2 separate regions of the Homo sapiens genome follow, and region 2 is linked to region 1. The links are chromatin contacts, found by Hi-C or POLR2A ChIA-PET in ENCODE. All regions are on one chromosome and are shown on one strand. The core of a region is the stretch at or near the end of the contact, and the rest is flanking DNA. Distances in the headings are between cores, read along the strand shown. Region 1 holds the start of SLC17A6-DT (SLC17A6 divergent transcript). Region 2 has its middle 60 kb from the start of LINC01495.

Region 1 (3,464 bases), core at 708-3,207:
TTATTAAAGATTTGAAAAATACAGATATTTTGAAAACACCTAGATAAGTCAAGTCCTGAATAGCTTGAATCTTTTAATCTTTTTCTTTTCTTTTTTTTTTTGCAAGGAAATAGTTTAATGAGGGTTTTTTTTTTGTCTCCTTATACTTGATCTTGAGAAATAGATAGTATTCTGAGGCATCCCATGGTTTTAGAGAAAAATTAAATTCACTGTTTTATTGAAGATACATATTTTAACACAAATTTATCAAAAAAGATAAAAATGTCTTCATTATCCTTTTCTTTATTATATTTCACAATGGAAATAATTTGACAACTATCAAACTTAATAATGGCAGATGGTTTTAGCTACTTTGACATTTTTTTCCAGCTATCCATTCAGTGAATACATAGCCATTATATCATTTGAACTATTCAGGTAATATTCTTATTTGATTCTCAATTTAGATCCATATTTTTGAGATTTTGTCTCAGGATCCTAAGTAAAATTGACTCCCTCTGTTGGCTTATGTGACATCCAAGGTTTTGACCTTGAAAATGTGGTTCAAGGCCAGTCTGTTCTGTAAGCATTGGCCTGAATTGTACTTAAGAAGTTTGTGATTCATGTGAAAGAGATTAATAATTTACATTAATCTAGCAGTTTTCTTGCTTGCTTAATGAGATAAATTCATTGATGCTGTACCTGTATATATAAAGCCAAAACTCTTACATGAATGTCTTTCAAAATTTATGCTTTAGGAGAAGGACATACAAAGAAAAATAAAATAAGATTTGAATGGAATATATGTAAATTAAAATAAATCTTTTTAAAAATAAATCTTTAAATTATCAATTACAATTTGTTGGCAAGCACAAGGTATAGCCACATATTTCATCAGTATATTGGTATTTCAGTAGTGTATTGTAAATTAGTTAAATAAAGATGCTTAAAATTCCAAGGAATTTATATTAAATTAACTGTATTTTATTTAATCAACTTCACTGAGTTTATAGCTATTCTTTTTTCTTCTCTCCATACCTCCCACCTCTTTTTCTTTATCTCTCCTTTCCTCTATTCTTCATTCTCTCCCTTTCTTTCTTTCATCTTTTTCCTGTCAGGAGTTAAAACAAACACATGAACAATGTAATTATGTATTTTGTGTGCACATATTTTATATTCAAGGGAGCCTAGGTGTCTTGGAACACCACAAGCATAAGTTAAATATGTTGAAATCTTTCTTCCCTGCAATACTGGCATCAGCGTGCTGGACAAAACGTAGCAAACTAGAAGTAACTTGTGAATTTTTAATAAAGTTGTCTTCCCTAGCAGAGCTAAATGCACCATTCTCCCTGCAAACTCTGGAGATGATGACATCTTCCCAATGGTTTCCATAGCATCCGTTCCTGAAGAGCCCCCGTATGGTCCTTGGTCAGGGCGATCCGCCCAGCTCCCCTAGAAAGTTGGCAACCTAGCTAGCCAAAAGAAGAGTCCCCTATTCCTGAAACTTACTCTGTCCGTGGTGCTGAAACATTGTACCGAGACCCGCCCAGACGGGCGCTGTCAGCCGCTGAAAAAAAAAATCTTCCCCGAGGCTGCCCAAATCAGAACTGTGTATCTTTTATTTACTCACGTCCTCAAAGAGCAGCAAGCCTTCTCCATCTTAATTTGACTCTACCGCAGAGCAGACTTACGCTGGCGTGATGGGAGGAGATCATGGGCAGAGAGGAAAAACTAATAGCAGCATTGCTCACCTGAGACCTGAGATGCTCCCATGAGTTTTGAATATGCTCTGCTCCTTACAGCAAAGACACCATTTTTAAAAGTACCATTCTTTTGACTTTGCTGTTCCCAAGGCTTCTGTGATATTCCGGCCCCTCCGTTTAAAAGCCATCAGATTTGAGAGCAATAAGTCTTCAAAACCGGGAATTTACATTGTTTTTCAGCTGACCGACTTCCAGGAAAAGGACTCAACCGCATCTACCCAAATACCGTGGCACTGCTTGCGCTCTTTGCCACCGGATCCTCCCCTTCCAATGAGACTTTCTGATTGTGTCTACCAACTCTCCTATTAGGAAACCCGTGGGTTGCATGCAGCTATTCTGTTGTATTCTCATTCTCACTCTCCCTCCCTTCTCTCACTCTCACTCTTGCTGGAGGCGAGCCACTACCATTCTGCTGAGAAGGAAAAGCCCGCAACTACTTTAAGAGATTAAGACAATATGCGCAATCCTCGCCTTTCCTAGCAATCACTATTTAAATCTGGCAAGAACTGACAACAGTCTTTGCAAGAATGGAATCCGTAAAACAAAGGATTTTGGCCCCAGGAAAAGAGGGGCTAAAGAATTTTGCTGGAAAATCACTCGGCCAGATCTACAGGTAAGACAAAGCGAACACTTGCTTACCTGGGGCTCAGCATGAAAAAATCTGCAGGGCCGTTTCCGTAAACCCTGGTGGCTCAGAAAGATTGTAATATGATCGGAAAGTCTTTTTGTTGCCCATTGCTTGGAGCGGGGGTGCTCTGGAAACCTGCTTATTAATGCAGGAATGTTGCACTAAATGAACCTGTCTGGTGTGTGTGTGTGTGTGTGTGTGTGTGTGTGTGTGTGTGTTTGATTTTTGCTTTGGTGCCTGCAGAGTTTTTGTCCTTTACTACACAGGATTTATCTTCTTTACAGTTAAGAAATGGCCAGCCCCTGCTCAAACAGCGTTTCTTTTGGTGCTTATAGATACCCCGAATTAAATTCCTTTGATGCAGACAAATGAATATAAAACACAACCATCTAAAAAAATAACCAAGAAATTCCAAAGAGTAATGGTTTATATATATATATATGTTATATATATATGTTATATATATATGTTATATATATATGTTATATATATATGTTATATATATATGTTATATATAGTTATATATATATGTTATATATATATGTTTTATATATATATATATATATATATGTTAGAGAGAGAGAGAAAGAGAGAGGTCTCAGCTTCAAAAGCATAGTAGAGAATCCCCTAGTGAAATATGTCTTCTGTATTGAATGAAGAAGAATCAAAATATATCAATAATTGATAGTTGAAGCAATTCCTTTCTCTGAGCCTGAAACAATGTATATGCATTTTTAATTATTTTCATCTCCTAGAGTCTATTTCTTGCATAGGAAATGTCAATGCCTGGAAGAACAGCCATAAATATAACAAGCAACATTACTTTGAAAGTCCTAGAAATGATTTAATTATTTAATCCTCCTGTAGTCACTATACTAATTATGCTGTAATTTGCAAAACTTTAAATCATTTCAAGTATGTTATATGGATACAGCTTTTCTTAATAATTAGAGCAAAATCAAGACGACAGGGCAGACATAAAAGGAAAAAGAATTACAAAGGAGCACTAATTTTAATATTTGGGAAATTGAAGTCTCTGTAAATGCATGAGAAATGTAAAGAAAATGATCAAACCACTCCCAGATTTTCCAAAT
Region 2 (3,464 bases), core at 473-2,972, 94 kb after region 1:
TGTTTGTAACACATTAAATCTTGTGTGCATTACAAAATATTTTATAAAAATTGGGTCATGAAGTACATTCTATTTTTAACATGCCTTTCTTTTCACTTAACACTGCACAGTGAGCACTTTTCCACATGACTGCATATTCTCCTATATGTTCAATTTTAATGGCTGCATATAGTTTTATCATCCAGCTGTAACACAGATTTTTTTTTAAATTCTTCGACATTTATGTGGATTCTAAAATTTTACTGTTATAAAATAGTATAAAAACTAAATTCGCGTAGCTAAATTTTTGCCCGGGTCTATGATTTTTTTTTCTTTCAGAATAATTCAAAGTGAGCATTTCTCAAGTCTTAAAAGGCCCTGATTTAATTGCAGCTGTTGGTCAGGCCTGGGTGCTCCCTGAGCCCTCCTCAGAGATGAGGTGCCTTGAGTGTGATACTGCAGGGCTTCTTACAGGCTACTTGACAACAGCCAGGTTCACTCTTACCCACAATGGGAAGAGAGTGGTTTCCCTGAAGGATCACGCAGTTCTGTGTAAATGATATGGCAAGCTACTCCCTGCCGTTCCAGGGCTGGGGTGCAGGGACCTCAGAGAAGGCGGTTTTGAAGGATTCCACTTTGAGCACAATCTGGCTCTGCAGCCAGGCCTCTCAGCACTCATGAATTTCCATTTTAAAACAACAACTGCTCTTTGAATTGAAATTCTATAGCCAGAGAATAAGAACAAAATGAAAGCCTTTATCCTTAATGAAGGTTTATGACAATAAGGTGATTTTGAGTATTTCTTAATATTATTATGTGTTCAATGGAAAATCATTTTGTTTTCTTTGGTAGAACATAAATAATTAAAAATAATTTTTCCCAAACCAAATGCAAATACTTAGATATCTGAGGGGAAAGAAACAAAAACAATAACAAATGATCCAAGTGATCCAGAGCTCTTCCATTTTAATCTTCACACTTTCCTTTGAGGAAAATACTTTTATGTATAATCTATAAGTAAAGATTCATTTATATGTTTATAAACCACATCAGACATGTTGAAACAATAAAACAAAACATGTTTTTGTTCTTATATAATTTTTATAATTGTCAAAGAAAGTATAAGGAAAAAGTCACCTGTAATTGCATCACCCAGTGGTTATCTCATTGTATTCATTTCTTCAACCGTTTTCTTACATTTAGCTTGATTTAAAAACAACTATTATAACCATTTGCTCCTATGAGTATCTTTGTAGCTATATTTTGTTCAAACCTCTATTTATTTCTTGAAAAAGTTGCCCACAGGAAGACTGCATCAATTTGCTCACTCACCAACCATATATAAGAGGTAGTCATATAACTATTAATGGTTTATATCTAGTGAAACTGAAGGCTGCAAACGTCAAAATGGTTCCAACATTAGTGTCAGTAAATAAGGGTTGGACATGAATCCTTGCTTCCTTCCAGTTTATTCTGTTGCGCCTCCTAGGAGGAGAATGACCAGATTCGCTGACATTTGGGGCCAGGAGTGGTGGGGAGAACGTCTGAGACACACGCATAGGGTTTTGTTTTGTTTTGTTTTTTGTTTCAGGAAGCAGTCAGTTGCCCAAAGAACAATAGTTAGGAAACCAAGCCCTCAGAGGACCGCATTAACTTGTGCAGTAACAAGTTCAGGGACGCTGGGTGTCTCAGCTGTTCAATAACAAGAGAGGGGCAGAAAGGAAGGTTGCCATGGTGATGGCTTGCCGCACGTGCCGCATGGGGGTGGGGGCGGAGGTGACTTTCTGCAGAGCTAAATGAAGCTGTGGAAGTCGCCTCTCCTTGGCCTTGGGATGCGGCCCAAATTTGAGGCGTCTCGGCCGCTGCCTGGAGCCGGGCTGGAAGCACACTGGATCCCTTGGGGAAGGCAGGCTGCCCTTAGCATACAGAAACCCCCTCCTGGCAGCCATTTTATCGCATCTCTTATTCTTTGGCTTCTTCCCGGCTCAGGCCTCAGTGAAGCCCAGTTCACTCCAGGGTCTGCGGCGGGAGGCGGGCGCGCCCCACAGTGCGGGCTCGCCACGCGGTCCCTTGGCCTTCCCCATCTTACTTGCAGCTTCGCGCCGGGAAGGGTTGGTTTTCGTGGTGGTTTGATGTTGGGAGGGGAAATGGAAATTAAATTCCCGGCAGACTGGGTTGCGATCTCACATCTTGATCCTACTGCGGGTGCGTAAAGAAAACGGAGACGCAGATGTGATTCGTAAGTGAAGGCTGTAGTCTTGGCGCACTTGGCAAAGGCTTTTTATTTCATACATTATTTGTATTCTGCCGCAGTGATTTCGGAGGCAAAGCAGACGCGCACTAGCCTGGAATTAAGACACGTATTCACACATTGGTTAAGGACGCCAAGCAGATACTAATCCGTGGTGTTTTCACAGAAAAGAGAAAATGCACAGGCAGCACATGTCTTTCTATTTCACTCCGCTGCAGTGGGGAGATGCAAGGCAGGGCCTGAGTAATAGTATGCTTGATTAAATTCGGTCGCATTGCCTGCTTTAGGCATTTCATTTTTCCACCTGATGGATGGGGTGACACTAAACTGTGGCATTTTCTTTGTCTGCACTGTGTTTTGTATGTGCTACATGGCATGCAGTTTAGTGCAGAACTGGTTTTTTTGACAACTGGAAATAGTAACTTCTGTAATTACTGTACAGTGATGTAATCCAATGAAAAATCTTTTGGGTGGGGGGAAGAACTTAGGCAGAAAAGATTGTTAAAGGCAGTGATGATGGGATTTGGAGGTATAAAAAGGATGACAAAGCAGAAATAACTTCACTGCCCTCAAGCTAGGAGCAAAGTTCATTTATAATTCTCATAGTTACAGAAACTAAAAGCTAAAAAATGGTTCCGTGAGACAAAATCTTTTCTAACATTGCCTTTTCACAGTTGGAGAAATAAAGATTTGAAGAGGTAAAGAATTAACTTACCAAGGTCACAAAGCCGTAGGAATACAGACCTGCTTTTCTGGTTTAACTACGCTAAGTCAAAAAAAGCGAGATATGGAATTAACTGCATTGAAAAATGAATGATTCTCAAACTTTTTATCTCAGCCTCCTTCACACTCTCAATTATTGAGGACCCTAAGGGCTTTCGTTTTTGTGAACTGTATCTATCACTGTTTATCATGCTAAAATGCAAAATTTGGAATAAAAATACTTATTAATTCATTTTAAAATAGCAATAAAACATTAGATGATAACCCAAATAACTCATTTTTATGAAGAAGAAAATTAATGAGAAGGGATACATAGATTTCCATTTTTTGAAAATTAGTGTGGAGCTTATAGTTCGAGTCTCATCTCTGCTTCTGCATTCAATCTGTTTTAATGTGTTGCTTTGATTAACATACATGAAGAAATCTAGCCACTCATACCAAAAGAGAGGACCTGGTACCAGAAAGAGTCTTGAGAACTCTCAATAAGAGGTGTGCTGCTCCACTTGTGGAG

What was found. A loop is a pair of places that touch in the nucleus more often than their neighbours do. ChIA-PET counts read pairs that join two places held with the same protein, here RNA polymerase II (POLR2A). Pooled maps may share reads with other maps.
Region 2: a loop to region 1 is called in a pooled map, with 3 times the contacts of the local background. The contact joins the enhancer-like site here to the promoter of SLC17A6-DT in region 1. A Hi-C loop is called at or near these places in 1 of 37 single-sample maps with no recorded cell type and 4 of 50 pooled maps. POLR2A ChIA-PET finds 5 or more read pairs at or near these places in 1 of 52 experiments (H1).

Annotation. Positions count from the first base shown.
Region 1 is chr11:22,336,265-22,339,728 of GRCh38, forward strand. SLC17A6-DT (SLC17A6 divergent transcript) reads right to left here and starts at 1,958. Exons shown (of 4, transcript NR_186351.1): 1 at 1,731-1,958. It overlaps SLC17A6 (solute carrier family 17 member 6), which reads left to right and starts at 2,117. Exons shown (of 12, transcript NM_020346.3): 1 at 2,117-2,355. The coding sequence starts at 2,270.
Region 2 is chr11:22,430,754-22,434,217 of GRCh38, forward strand. No RefSeq gene overlaps it. Among named protein-coding and RNA genes, the nearest start is that of LINC01495, 60 kb to the right of the region's middle. Within about 2 kb of position 1,723, at least 7 of the 41 ENCODE cell types and tissues checked have a DNase peak (open chromatin) inside an H3K27ac peak, as active enhancers do.